Linked DNA regions of Mus musculus: region 1 is linked to region 2. The links are chromatin contacts, found by Hi-C in ENCODE. All regions are on one chromosome and are shown on one strand. Each heading gives the region's core, a stretch centred on a gene start or an enhancer-like site at or near the end of the contact. The rest is flanking DNA. Distances are from core to core; before and after follow the strand shown. Region 1 holds the start of Dmrt3 (doublesex and mab-3 related transcription factor 3). Region 2 holds the start of Foxd4 (forkhead box D4).

Evidence for each region. Hi-C counts contacts between places; a loop is a spot of excess contacts on that map.
Region 1: a loop to region 2 is called in a map of left cerebral cortex, with 6 times the contacts of the local background. The contact joins the promoter of Dmrt3 here to the promoter of Foxd4 in region 2. A Hi-C loop is called at or near these places in 8 of 37 maps with a recorded cell type or tissue (ES-E14, heart and left cerebral cortex).

What each region holds. Positions count from the first base shown.
Region 1 is chr19:25,607,689-25,613,602 of GRCm38, forward strand. Dmrt3 (doublesex and mab-3 related transcription factor 3) reads left to right here and starts at 2,849. Exons shown (of 2, transcript NM_177360.3): 1 at 2,849-3,579. The coding sequence starts at 3,111.
Region 2 is chr19:24,898,706-24,904,498 of GRCm38, forward strand. Foxd4 (forkhead box D4) reads right to left here and starts at 2,311. Exons shown (of 1, transcript NM_008022.3): 1 at 238-2,311. The coding sequence starts at 2,129. The coding sequence ends at 795.

The DNA of each region.
Region 1 (5,914 bases), core at 1,599-4,098, 710 kb after region 2:
AGCACGACGTTGTTTCAGCCACTTGAGTATTAATACCTGCCATATCTTACCGGGCGAATTGTGGTTTGAAAACACTAGCACACCACTCAGAGGAGCTGGGAGTGGGTGTCGTCTGTGAGGTTACTTTCACTTGTAACCCTCCCCCTCCCTGTCCAATTTCTTTGATGATTTTTCCCATAAATGCATAAGCTGCAGGGACTTAGTAGAAGCAGGCCGCGCCCCCTAAATGTGATTCGGACCATATGCTTTCTACATTCATCCCCGCATGGGCTTTTCTTCTCTGAACTAACTGCTAACACGTTATAGTCACCTTGAAATTTCCTCTGCTATTTTCCAATTAAAAGCTTAATAGCCCTGGAAACGGAGTTCATGTGGTGAAGTTTACCATAGCCCCTTGTTCTGAAAGGCTTTCTGCTGGGATCCCATTATGTGCTTGAATAAACCCTTTCTGCAAACAGAAATGGGACTCGGGGTTGTCAGGTGTTGGGTTACAATAGACTTTGAGGCAGGGGACATTTTACCAACATAAATACAAACCTGTCCCTATAGGGAGATGTTGTCAAATACTGGGATATGGAAAACATTCCCATCAAATATGAGAAAAGGATTACCGCGCTATATCAAATGAGTATTTAGATCTCGGCCCTCGATGTGCACTGGAGTGAAACGGGGCCCAGTACCAAATAATACCAGAGTGTGTGAGTGGCACTGGGATAGGGTGGCTAGGTGACCCAGGAAGGAAAGGGGATTGCTTTGAGAATGAAAATGTCCCCTAAAAACCTGGTGCAGAACTCTGCTGCTCTCTTTCCCCAGAGAAACTAGTTACTCTTATTTTCCTGATCTGTTTCCCTGACCATTTAAAGAGAAATTCAGCTTCGATAAAAGTCCGTGGTCCTCGTCTTTCTTAGACGCACAGATTTCAGATTGAAACAGTACAAGTTCCCAGATTCGTGCCATTCGCAGAGCATAAAAAGTGATTTCTGTACCTTTCCCCCCTGTTTCGGGGCCCAAAGATCAACGCGTGACCCTTGTGCCCCGTCTCCACAATTTACAAAAGTCCTACTAGTTGTAGAGTTAGAAACTTGTTTTTCTGACCAAGGGTGGAAAGAGGCCAGGTTAGAAGGGTGGGGGGAAAAGGGCAAAAGCCAGGGGTACTGGTTCCGTGCAGTTTTGGGGAAATTATCTTGGAGATAGCATTCGTGTGCAAGGGGTTCCTTTCCAGTCCCAGCAGGTCAGCCCGGAACAACTATCAACTCCTCCACGCACCTGAAACCCGAGTAGCTAAGGGCATCGAGGGGGAAAAAAGGTACAAAGCTACATTTATATTCCGCGTTCAAAGCTCTCTCCCGGTTCCAAATCACTCTTCTGGGCAGAGAGCTTGCTGCTTGAACCTCGGACGACACAGTCCTAGAATTCACAGCAAACTCAAGATTGCCAGCGATGCTCTCTTCCTTGGCTGGCGGTAGGGCTGGGCACTGGAAAGCGACCTCCAGAAAGAGACTATGGTCTCTGTGCAGTTCAGGAGTCAGGTACCGCAGCAGACCCGTTTACGTTAACTTTCACCCACACAGTAAGAAGCGGAGCGCACGTTCCCAGGGGCCGCTAAAAGACCGTCCGGGACTTCCGTTGGCTCCTTCCCACTGAGTTGTTAAAGCGGTCCTGAGCCTACTTTATGCCTTGATTTTTGTTCGGTTGTTTTCTTGGTTGAGTGAAAAAAGGCAGCCTTCTCTACACGTACGTAGTAATACTCGACATTGGACAAACCAATACTGAAAACAAGCAAAGAGTATAAACGAAATTTATGCTGTAAAAAAAAAAGGCTTATGCAGTCTAAGGTTATACAGGAGACTCTTCATCGTCACGCAAAGATTGTTACGAGTAGGGTCTATTCCTTATTCTTAAGTAAAACACAGCGTCTGTGGGGATTTGAACTGGGCAATTCCGGACCTTGGCTGATTCAGTGGCCTTTGCGTGAACAAAATACCAGGTAACTTTGGGGCCACTAATGTGTCTTCTCCCTACACCCTCGGAAAGTTTAAACAGTGCTTAAGAAAAACATCCAAGAGAGCACTTGGCAGTCCAAGGCAGAGAGGTCATTCAAGGCAGAGATTGTTTATTTTAAAGACAAGAGGAGGTTAAGTAGAAAATTGAAGTTACCCTATAAAACGAGTTGTCTTCCTGAAGCCTGACAGATTAAAAAAAAAAATACTCATTTTTCTTCTGTAGCAATGAAAAAGAAACTAGATTGCAAAACCAAGCGAAGAATTCCCGAATCACTACTACCCCTCTTTTGATTCCTCTTGCCAGGTGGAGACTTTCCGGTTCTTGAAACCCGGTTCTCCCGGGGCCGACCTGCGGAGTACCCTCAATTCCCTCGCAAGCTCCGAATGGCTGAGGCCAAGGGTGGGAAGGAAAGCGGTCTAGGGCTCAGTGCTTCGAGGCCAGTGCTGGAGCGACGTGAGAGGGTAGGGGAGAGGCCTGCCGGCTGGCTTACAAACACCCACCCCCCTCCCCATCGTCCCCCGCCCCACACCCGGTCCGCCCAGCGCTCCCGCGGTACCGCAGCGGCGCAGTCCCTCCCGGCTCAGGAAGGGGTAACAGAGCGCTTGGCAGAGGGGGCTGTGAGCGCCCCCGCCTGAGAGGCCAGGCTGCAGGTGGCGGGGAAGGTGAGGTGCAGGAACCCGAGGGGTGCCTGCCAGGGAGGAGGAAAGCGCGTGGGGAGCGCAAGGAGGCTGGGACCCCGATTGGGGGGGGGGTGGCGGCGGGAGGGAGGAGGGACTGGGGGGGGAGGGTGGCGGAGGAGGTGCTGGGTCCAGTCTGCGAGGAAGGGACCAGGGAAGGAAGTGGCTCAGACCGTAATCAGAGCTCTCCCCGGCTCCTTGCAGCTGCTGGAGAGCCTCAGCGTGGGAGGACCTGCGGGTGGAGCCTGCGCCCCGAGAGCGGCGGGCAGAGAGGCGGCACGCGTGGGTACCGGCGGGCTGCGAGCGCCATCGGAGCCGGGGAGACTGCTGCCGTAGCTCCGGCCGCCGCGGACCTTCCGGGGCCTCCCGAGAGCGGGCCTCCGAGCTCTGTGCTCCAGCTCCCGCCGCCGGCCGGGGGGAGCCCTGGGCATGAACGGCTACGGCTCCCCCTACCTGTACATGGGCGGCCCGGTGTCGCAGCCGCCGCGGGCGCCCTTGCAGCGCACGCCCAAGTGCGCGCGCTGCCGGAACCACGGGGTGCTGTCCTGGCTCAAGGGCCACAAGCGCTACTGTCGCTTCAAGGACTGCACCTGCGAGAAGTGCATCCTGATCATCGAGCGGCAGCGGGTGATGGCGGCGCAGGTGGCGCTGCGCAGGCAGCAGGCCAACGAGAGCCTGGAGAGCCTCATCCCGGACTCGCTGCGGGCTCTGCCAGGGCCCCCGCCGCCGGGGGACGCTGCGGCCACCGCCGCTACCGCCTCGCAGTCGTCGCCAGCCTCCCAAGCGTCCCAGCCGCCCGCGCCGCCTCGTCCCACCGCGGAGTTGGCCGCGGCCGCCGCGCTGCGCTGGGTCGCGGAGCCCCAGCCCGGGACGCTGCCAGCGCAGCTTGCTAAACCAGGTGAGAGCGTCTGCGGCGCTGGGGTCGCGCTCCGAATGAGGGAGCTTCGAGGGCTCTTCGGGATCGTGGGGGAAGGCCGAAGACAAGTTTGTGGGAAGTGGACCTGGTTGGACCTGCCCCACCCCCACCAGGCACCGGTTCTTACTCTCCCGGAAAGGGGGTCTCGAGAGTCTGAAGCCGATGGAACCCAGGAGCCCGCCAGAGGGGCCAACCAGATCGCCTGGCTGTGTCCCTATCGTCAGAGGCTTTCCCCGGGTTGAAAGGGAACATAGCAGGTCAATTTTAAAAATAAAATGATGTCTTGGGGAAGACCGACTTTAAACACACCACAATGAGGAGGGTTATCCGGGCTGCGGGTTTTAGACGGGTGGGGGCTCTCACTTGGAGCGAGGGGGTAAGTAGGTGCTGGCTAGCAGTCAGGGCCCAGTGCTTTGCTGTTTCTAGGTGATTCTTGGCTTGGTCCGGAACAGGCGTTTTGTCTCTTACTTAAAGGAACTAGGAGTCGTTTTGTTTTTTTTAGCCAGGCTAAGAGGCCTCAAGACTTAGAATTTGAAAAAAAAAAAAAAAAAAAAGGCGCCTTTTAAGAACTCTAAGGAAAAGGCTCCAAAGTGAAGCTACTTAACTCTCTTTTGCTGAACTACTTCTTTGGTCCTTTATTGCCATTTCCCGGGCTGCTGTGGTGTGAAGAAATTAAAACCAAAACTTGGCCTACAGTGGAGAAAACCTAGCAAGTGCCTTTCCAGGATTTTGCGGGGTTGGCCTGGCCTGAAATAATGAGGGGCTTTCTGGCCATCTAGCTTCCCGCTGTTCAGATATGCTCTGATTTTGGGGATGGGTTAACAGGGTTCTGAGCCCTGACAGTGGGCAGACCCCGGTTTCTACTTAGTTCTCTCTTTCTGGCTCTTTCCTGAGTCCCTGAGTCCGGCTGCCCCTATTTTAAGCCTCTTCCTCTCTTTCCTCCGAGGAACCTCTAGCTTTACTCCTGGCCGCTCGCAGCCTCCTGGCAACCGGAATTCAATGGAGTTTGGTGTTTCCCCTTCACTGGGTAAACGTACAAAGGAGACAGGCCCATCTCCTTCGGAATGGGGTGTACTGGAATTAGGAGTGAAAGGTCCGTAGTTTTTCTGGTAGCTAGAGCCTCTGTCTCTACTTTCTCAGCTGCTCAATGACAGCTCTTGCTCTTCTTCAGAGAACCCCAGAGCACTGTGCTGAACTGGGGGTCTGGGGGGGCTACTCACTGTTGGTGTGTGGTGAGGTGGTAGGTAGCTTGGCCAGTTTGTCCTACCTTCTGGCTCAATTGTGCCCGGTAGGCCTGAAGTTCAGAAAGCAGTTTGCTGGCTGGGTTTTGTGGCTATTTAACAAGGAACATATAAGCATGTCTCAGAAGCACCGCCCCACGACCCTCATCTTATATTTGTGGATTTGACAGTAGAGAAACTAGAGCCTATTGTGGGAGGAGGGCTTGTCCTGAGAACAAGAAGGGGTGTTTGGTCTTAGTCCCAGAATTCCATGCTACCCACTTTTAATTTTCCGTTCCTGGTTTTCCTGGCTCTGGGAGTCCCCTGGACTAGAGAAGAAGAGGTCGAGTTAAAAATTCAACTTGCTATTTTACAGTGCCCAGCTGCCTATCAGCAGCTCTTAAAGAGCACTAACCTTGAGTTCTGTGGTCTCTGTCCAAGAGGGGACTCCTTTAGCATCGCGTGGTTCTCAACGGGTTGTCCTTCTCCATAGCCAAAATGTATAAAGAGCCAACAAAACCCAAAGCAAGGAGAAAAGGGGGTGGATGAGGGCATTGAGGAGGCCAAGTTGAGGCAGGAGGGCCCAAGCCTTAGGAGAATTAAAAGGGGCAAAGAATTTCAAGGGTGCTAACCAGGCACGGTGCAGGATTTCTCTCCTTCTATGTTCACGAGCTACTCAGAAGTAGCCTGAGCCTTCCAAATTGAGAACAAGTAATTGAGAGAGAGGGGGAAAAAACAAGAAGAGGAGGAGGAGGGGAAGGAGGAGGAAGGAGGGGAGGAGGAAGAAGAAGAGGAGGAGGAGGAGACAGCCTGCTGGAGACTGAGCTGTGTGGGACCAGGGGTTCAGTTTCCAGCTGGTCACACCACATACCTTGCACATTCGCCAACCAACTTTTGTTTTCGTTTATCAATTGCGTTCCTTTAAGGAAAAAAACAAACAAAAAACCCAAAAACACTTGGCTTGAGAGAGAGTTCTAAAAACAAGCTGATTTACAGTTTTTCAGCCAGGAACACAAATAAGATTCCTCTCTGCAGCATGTGTTTTGAAAAGCAACTCCGTTGGGAGGGGGGCAGCCAAGTTAAAAACTCCTGGTTGA
Region 2 (5,793 bases), core at 1,061-3,560:
GCACAGCGAAACTCTCCTTTGAAAAACCTAAATTTAATTCGTTAGAATTAAAACTAGTTTATAAGATAAACTTTGGCCCTCAAATAGTTGGAACTTTTAAAGCCCATATTTAAAACGTGTCGTCCCCGATTTCTCTAATGGATATAAATCATAAAAACGAATTGTGAGATAAGAATAGAAATTTTTTTAAAATTTCATTTATGAAAGCAAATAACGAGACATAGGAAACAAGCGATGTAGCATTGTAGTTTCGTATTTTATTCAATCTCTATAACTAGGCTTAGTTTTAACACTCCCCGTTGGAGTAGGACACGTCGTATATACAAGAGATAAATGTTATGAAATTACCCTATTTGTATTACCTACGGGTTTCGGAGCATGTACGCATTCGCAGTCGCAGTCGCCACTGGGAACACTGGCAGTTCCTAAGCAATGTGGATGGTGATGTTTTGTATTGCAGACTGTTTTGTTTTTATTAACAGCAAAACACCTCACTCACTTTCATAGTCATAGGTCCTCGGGAAGTATGTAAGTCGGGAAAACCGTGGAAGCCACAACCGAAGCGGACAAGACCAAGCAAGACTTGTAGATCCAGGATTTTCCCACTTTTGTGTTGTCAAGCGAGCAGAACACATTTGTAACAATTTGGAAGGACTTAGTGCGCACTCCGCTGCTGGCTTTCTACGCACAAGCCTAGCAGGCGGGTGGTGCAAACCTAGAAAGTGGTTCCATTTTGCCACTTGGCTCCAGGTGTGCCAAGGCGACCCAGCCTGGAGGCTGGGCCTGGGTGCTGCTTAAAATTCGGGCAAGGTCCCCTCTCGGCCCGAAAGAGCGGCCAGGGTTGTCAGCCTACCGTCGTCAGCTGCAGGCTGTTGCCTCAGCAGCGCCGCAACGGCGGACAGGTGCTGGCCTAACCGCACGCCTTTACCGGGAGCGCAGCTAATGGCACAGTGATGCTGTTCTTGCTGCAGCGGCAGCGGCGGTTGCGGCTGCTGAGGCAATATTGTCCGGGAACCTGCGGACATGTGAAACAAAGGGGAAGCGGCCTGGGGGTGCAGCAGGCACGGTGGATGTTGCAGCAGGTGGCAGTAGCTCCACGGAGCAAAGGACGGACTCTGCGCAGACCCAGTTCCTCCTCCTGTAACCCCCTGCATGATGCTCTCGATGGTGAACGAAGCGCACCCGCGTCCGGACCGAGTTCCAGAGCTCTGGTCTCTCTCCCAAGGCTGGGAACCCAGTACGGGCTGCAGCGCGGGAATGGCTAAGGGGGTGGCGGGGTCCGCGCCTTCCGCTTTTCTAGGGTTGTCGCCATAGGCCGGGGCCGCGAGCAGCAGGTAGCGCATGGGATGCGGATGCAGCGGGGCGCACGGGTGACTCCGAGGCGGGGCAGCGGGATGAGCTGCGAGGTTAGGCTGTGGTGGGGCAGAGTAGCGGAGCAGGAGGCTGGGCTGGGAGACGTGCAGGGTGGCGGGCACAGCGGGTGGAGGGAAAGGGCAGTGCGGGTGGCCTCCCGAGGGCGGGTGGTGGCGCTTGAAGCGCTTCCTGCGCCGGAGGAAGCTGCCGTTGTCGAACATGTCCTGGGAGGCGGGGTCCAGGCTCCAATAGTTGCCCTTGCCCGGGTGGCCCGGCTCGCGAGGGATCTTGACGAAGCAGTCGTTGAGCGACAGGTTGTGGCGGATGCTGTTCTGCCAGGCGGGGAACTTACGGCGGTAATAGGGGAAGCGGCCGCTGATGAAGGCGCAGATACCGCTGAGCGTCAGGCGCTTGTGCGGGCTCTGCAGGATGGCCATGGTGATGAGCGCGATGTAGGAGTACGGGGGTTTGGCGGGCTGCGGGCCGTCGGCTGTGGTGGTCGCCGGGGTCCGTGGTGCTCGGAACTTGCGGAGGAACCCGGAGGAGTTACTCAGATCGCCGCAGTCCCCCGCGCTCCTCCCTGCAAGAGTGCGGGCTCCGGGCCTCTGCAGGGATCGCTCCAGGCACTTATGGCTCTCCTCCTCGTCATCCTCTTCTTCCGTCTGATCTCCATCTTCCTCCTCTGCCAGCACGTCGATCTCCACCTCATCCTGGTCGGAACTTAGAGGACTGGGCGGTGGAGTGGAACGAAGGTGCCCAGCTCTTGCTGAGTTCATGGAGGATAGGAGGGAAGAGGGAGAGGAGGGGACGGACGTGGGGGCAGCTCACCTGGTTTGGGATGGGTGAGTTAGCAAGGATGAGTCTGCTGGGAAACTGGAGCGCTCCTAGGTTAGGCTTCCTTGTTCTTTTCTGCTTTTTCTTTCTAACACCCTTTGGCAAGGAGCACTTGGTGTTTTAAGTTTCTCTGAGAAGTGCGCAGCTATATATCCTTCTTTGCCGTTCCTCGGGCTGGAGCCACGTCCTCCTGACGCGGTCCAATGATGGGGGGTCCTTGGTCCCTCCTCTTCACAACCATCCACTACGGAGGATGGTTTAATCAGCCAAAGTGCTCTGACATTGTGCGGGCTCTGTTGATGTTTCTCTAAAGCTGCACAAATAAAAATCAAGAGGGAAAACATGATACACAACGACGATGTGGGACCACGTCGACATTTAGACCTTCCCAGTACTGACTTTGGCGAGTAATGAGATGTATCTCAAACAGAATGGCACACTGACTTAAAGCTATATGCCCCCATTCCAGAGAAATGGCTCCTTCCCTCCTCGTAAACTTCACCAAATAATCCCGTGACTCGATTTCCCTAAAAACTAAAGCATCCTAGCATAAACTGTGGAAGTTCAGTGTGGACTTTAAAAGGAAAAAAAAAAAAAGTATTTTCTTAGTCTCTTTTCCTCCAGCTTCTTTTACTATTTAGCCAGCGGAGCAAAGGTGCAAATTATTTTTTCACGTTCAGACAGGGATGCCTAGAAGAGGCTTCAGAAAGCAACACACTAGCACCACAGAGGCAACTGGTATCTTCATCTTCTTTTCCTTCGTTGTCTTTACCAACTACATTGATTTCACTACACAAATACTGTTTCCCCCAAAGTAATTTTATAAAGAAAGGAATGCCCTCACTATATGAGTGCATCTACCTGCTTGGCTTTGTCCCCTACCCCTCCCCCCAACCCGAACATCCATCCAGAAACACAAGTGCTTTACTGTGGTAATAACAATAAATCGAGGAAGGGCGGGGTTGCAGTGTCCCTGACACTAGATAGTCCAGAGGTCCATGGTAAGGCATCCACACTGCAGAGCAGGACAGGGACCCCAGGACTTGCTTGAAGGCTTTGGAGTACCTAAGCTTTTAGATTGGTTTCATGTGAGTTAGCCCAGCAGCTAAAGTAACAATATGGTAGAGTATGTCTGTTACATAAATAGGGATTGCATAGCAAAATACAAAGTACATATTGGGGGAATTGGGAAGGTGAAATCTAAAAAGATGCACTAGGAAAGGATGAAAGTTGTGCCACCTTCAACGTTTATGTTTGTGATTGTGACCTTTATTGAGAAATCAGAAACTGACTACCAAAAATAGCTCATCGCCTTTGGGATTAAAGTAGTTTAAAGAAGTTAGCATCTTTTGGAGAGCAGCTCCCTTGCCAGCCTTTGAGTTAAGCTGCATTGCTCTGTGGAGGGTTTTACCCTCCAAGGCTCTCTATTGTGTGCAGCTTGAGGTAGGACAAACAACAGATCTGAGCCTCACAGATTTGTGTTTAAATCCAAAATTGACCAATGACTATTTGTGTGATTTTAAACTGCAGGAGGGCCGGCAGGTGTCTCATTCAATCTGCTGGCCCCAGATGCTGCCCTCACCCCCTGCTGGAGAGACTCGGTTCCCCTTTTCTGATTATCTGTGTGAGAGAGAGTATTGTTGGTTTTCCTAAAGTCAACTGCTAGGGGGATTTGGGTTATTTACAAATGAAAGGGTGTAAGAATGTGCTCAAAAACAAAACAAACCCCCCACATTCTGGGGCTAATCTCAAAGGTGACTCAGGAGCCAACTAAAGATCTCCCTGTGGCCAACGCTGGGGCAAACCGAACAGTCAACTTAGCTGGTTATAACTCAATGTCTAAAATGTATTTGTGTGTTCACGTTGCTAAGAATAACTGGTTAAATCAATAAAGGAAATCTCTTGTAGAATTTCAAATAACTCACGTAGTTACTCAAGATGGAGTCTAATTCCCAACTACTTAACATGAGATTTTCTCCCAAAAAGTCCAATAGAAAAAGGGACAGGGTAGCCTTTCCTGTGGAGAAATCTGATCAAACCTCAGCCAGGAGATGAAGGCCAACCCCAACTCCGCTGCAGCACAATGATGTGTAGTTGCTTGATGTAATGTCAATGGCAATCCAAAGCCTAACTGAAGAGCACCTATGTGCCTGCCAAAGGCACAAACCATAGGACAGCTAAGGCACTGTCATAATCTACAGCAGCCTAAGGGGACTATTGAGTGCAATGGTCTATCCTGGATGCGATTCTTCAACAGAAAAAGAATATGATATGTGGATTCCAAATAATCTGAGCCTGTGGCAAGGTTGGCTCACTAACAGTAATAAATGTCCCCTAGCATGTTGAGATGTTAGTGTGTCTATCAATCTAAACCTTTAATAAGGGCAGGGTGTTGAATAGCTCAGTTGGTAAATTGCTTTGCTTTGCATGCTCAAGCTCTCCAGGAGTTGGGTCCCCAGAACCCACAAAAAAAGTGGCACAGTGTGTGCATAGTGGCACACTTGTAATCCCAGGGCTAGGAAGGTAGAGACAGGAAGGGTCCCTGAGTGGGAGAGGCCCGGTTGAGGTTGGAGTGTGCGTGGGGGATAGCACCTGAAGAACAATAGGCTGGCCTCTGACCTCTACATGGGCACACATACACAATTCTTACTTAAAATTGACCCAGTTCTCATTAATTAAGCCTATAACCTCAGCTACACTACAGAAGCTAGGCGAGGAGGATTCCAAGTTAGAGACCTACGTGGGCTATTAAGAATAAGTTTAAGACCAGTCTGAGAAATTTAGTGAGCTCTTATCTCAAAGTAAAAAGAAGACTGGTATACTGGTTAGGTTTGTTTGTTTGTTTGTTTGTTTGTTTGGTCATTGTTGTTGTCTATGTGATACTACCTAAAATCCCCTGAGAAGAGGATTGAATTAATTAATTAATTGAGAAATCAGAAACTGACTACCAAAAATAGCTCATCACCTTTGGGATTAAAGTAGTTTAAAGAAGTTAGCATCTTTTGGAGAGCAGCTCCCTTGCAAGCCTTTGTTAATTGAAGAATTGCTTTGACCAGATTGGCCTGTGGTCACATCTGTGACATTGTCTTGATTGGTGACTGATGTGTCCCTGCCACACTGACTGTGGGCCAGATGAGCCTGAACTGTGCAAGGAAGGAAGCTAAGCATAAGTTAGCAAGCATCATTCTTCCATGGTCCCTACTCCAAGTTCCTGCCTTGAGCTCCTGTTCTGGCTTCACTCAGGACTATCACCTGAAAGGTAAGTTGAAATAAAGCCCTTCCCTTCTTGCATCACTTTGGGTCAATGGTTTGACACAGCAAACTATACCAGCTAGGGCACAGCTCAGTGGCAGAAAGCATGCTGAGCGTGTGTGAAGTCCTACATTCAGTTCCCCCACGATGATTCAACAGAAAGACCTAAAGGCCATAGGTAAGAATTCAAGTATCTGTCAGCTGATGGGTAGATACACAAAGTAGATACACTGCACTGCATGGATGCATGCAGTGATTTGAATAGGTTTGGTCCCCATTGTCTCATGTGTTTGAAAGCTTGACTCACAGGGAATGGCACTATTAGGAAGTATATCCTTGTTAGAATAGGTGTGG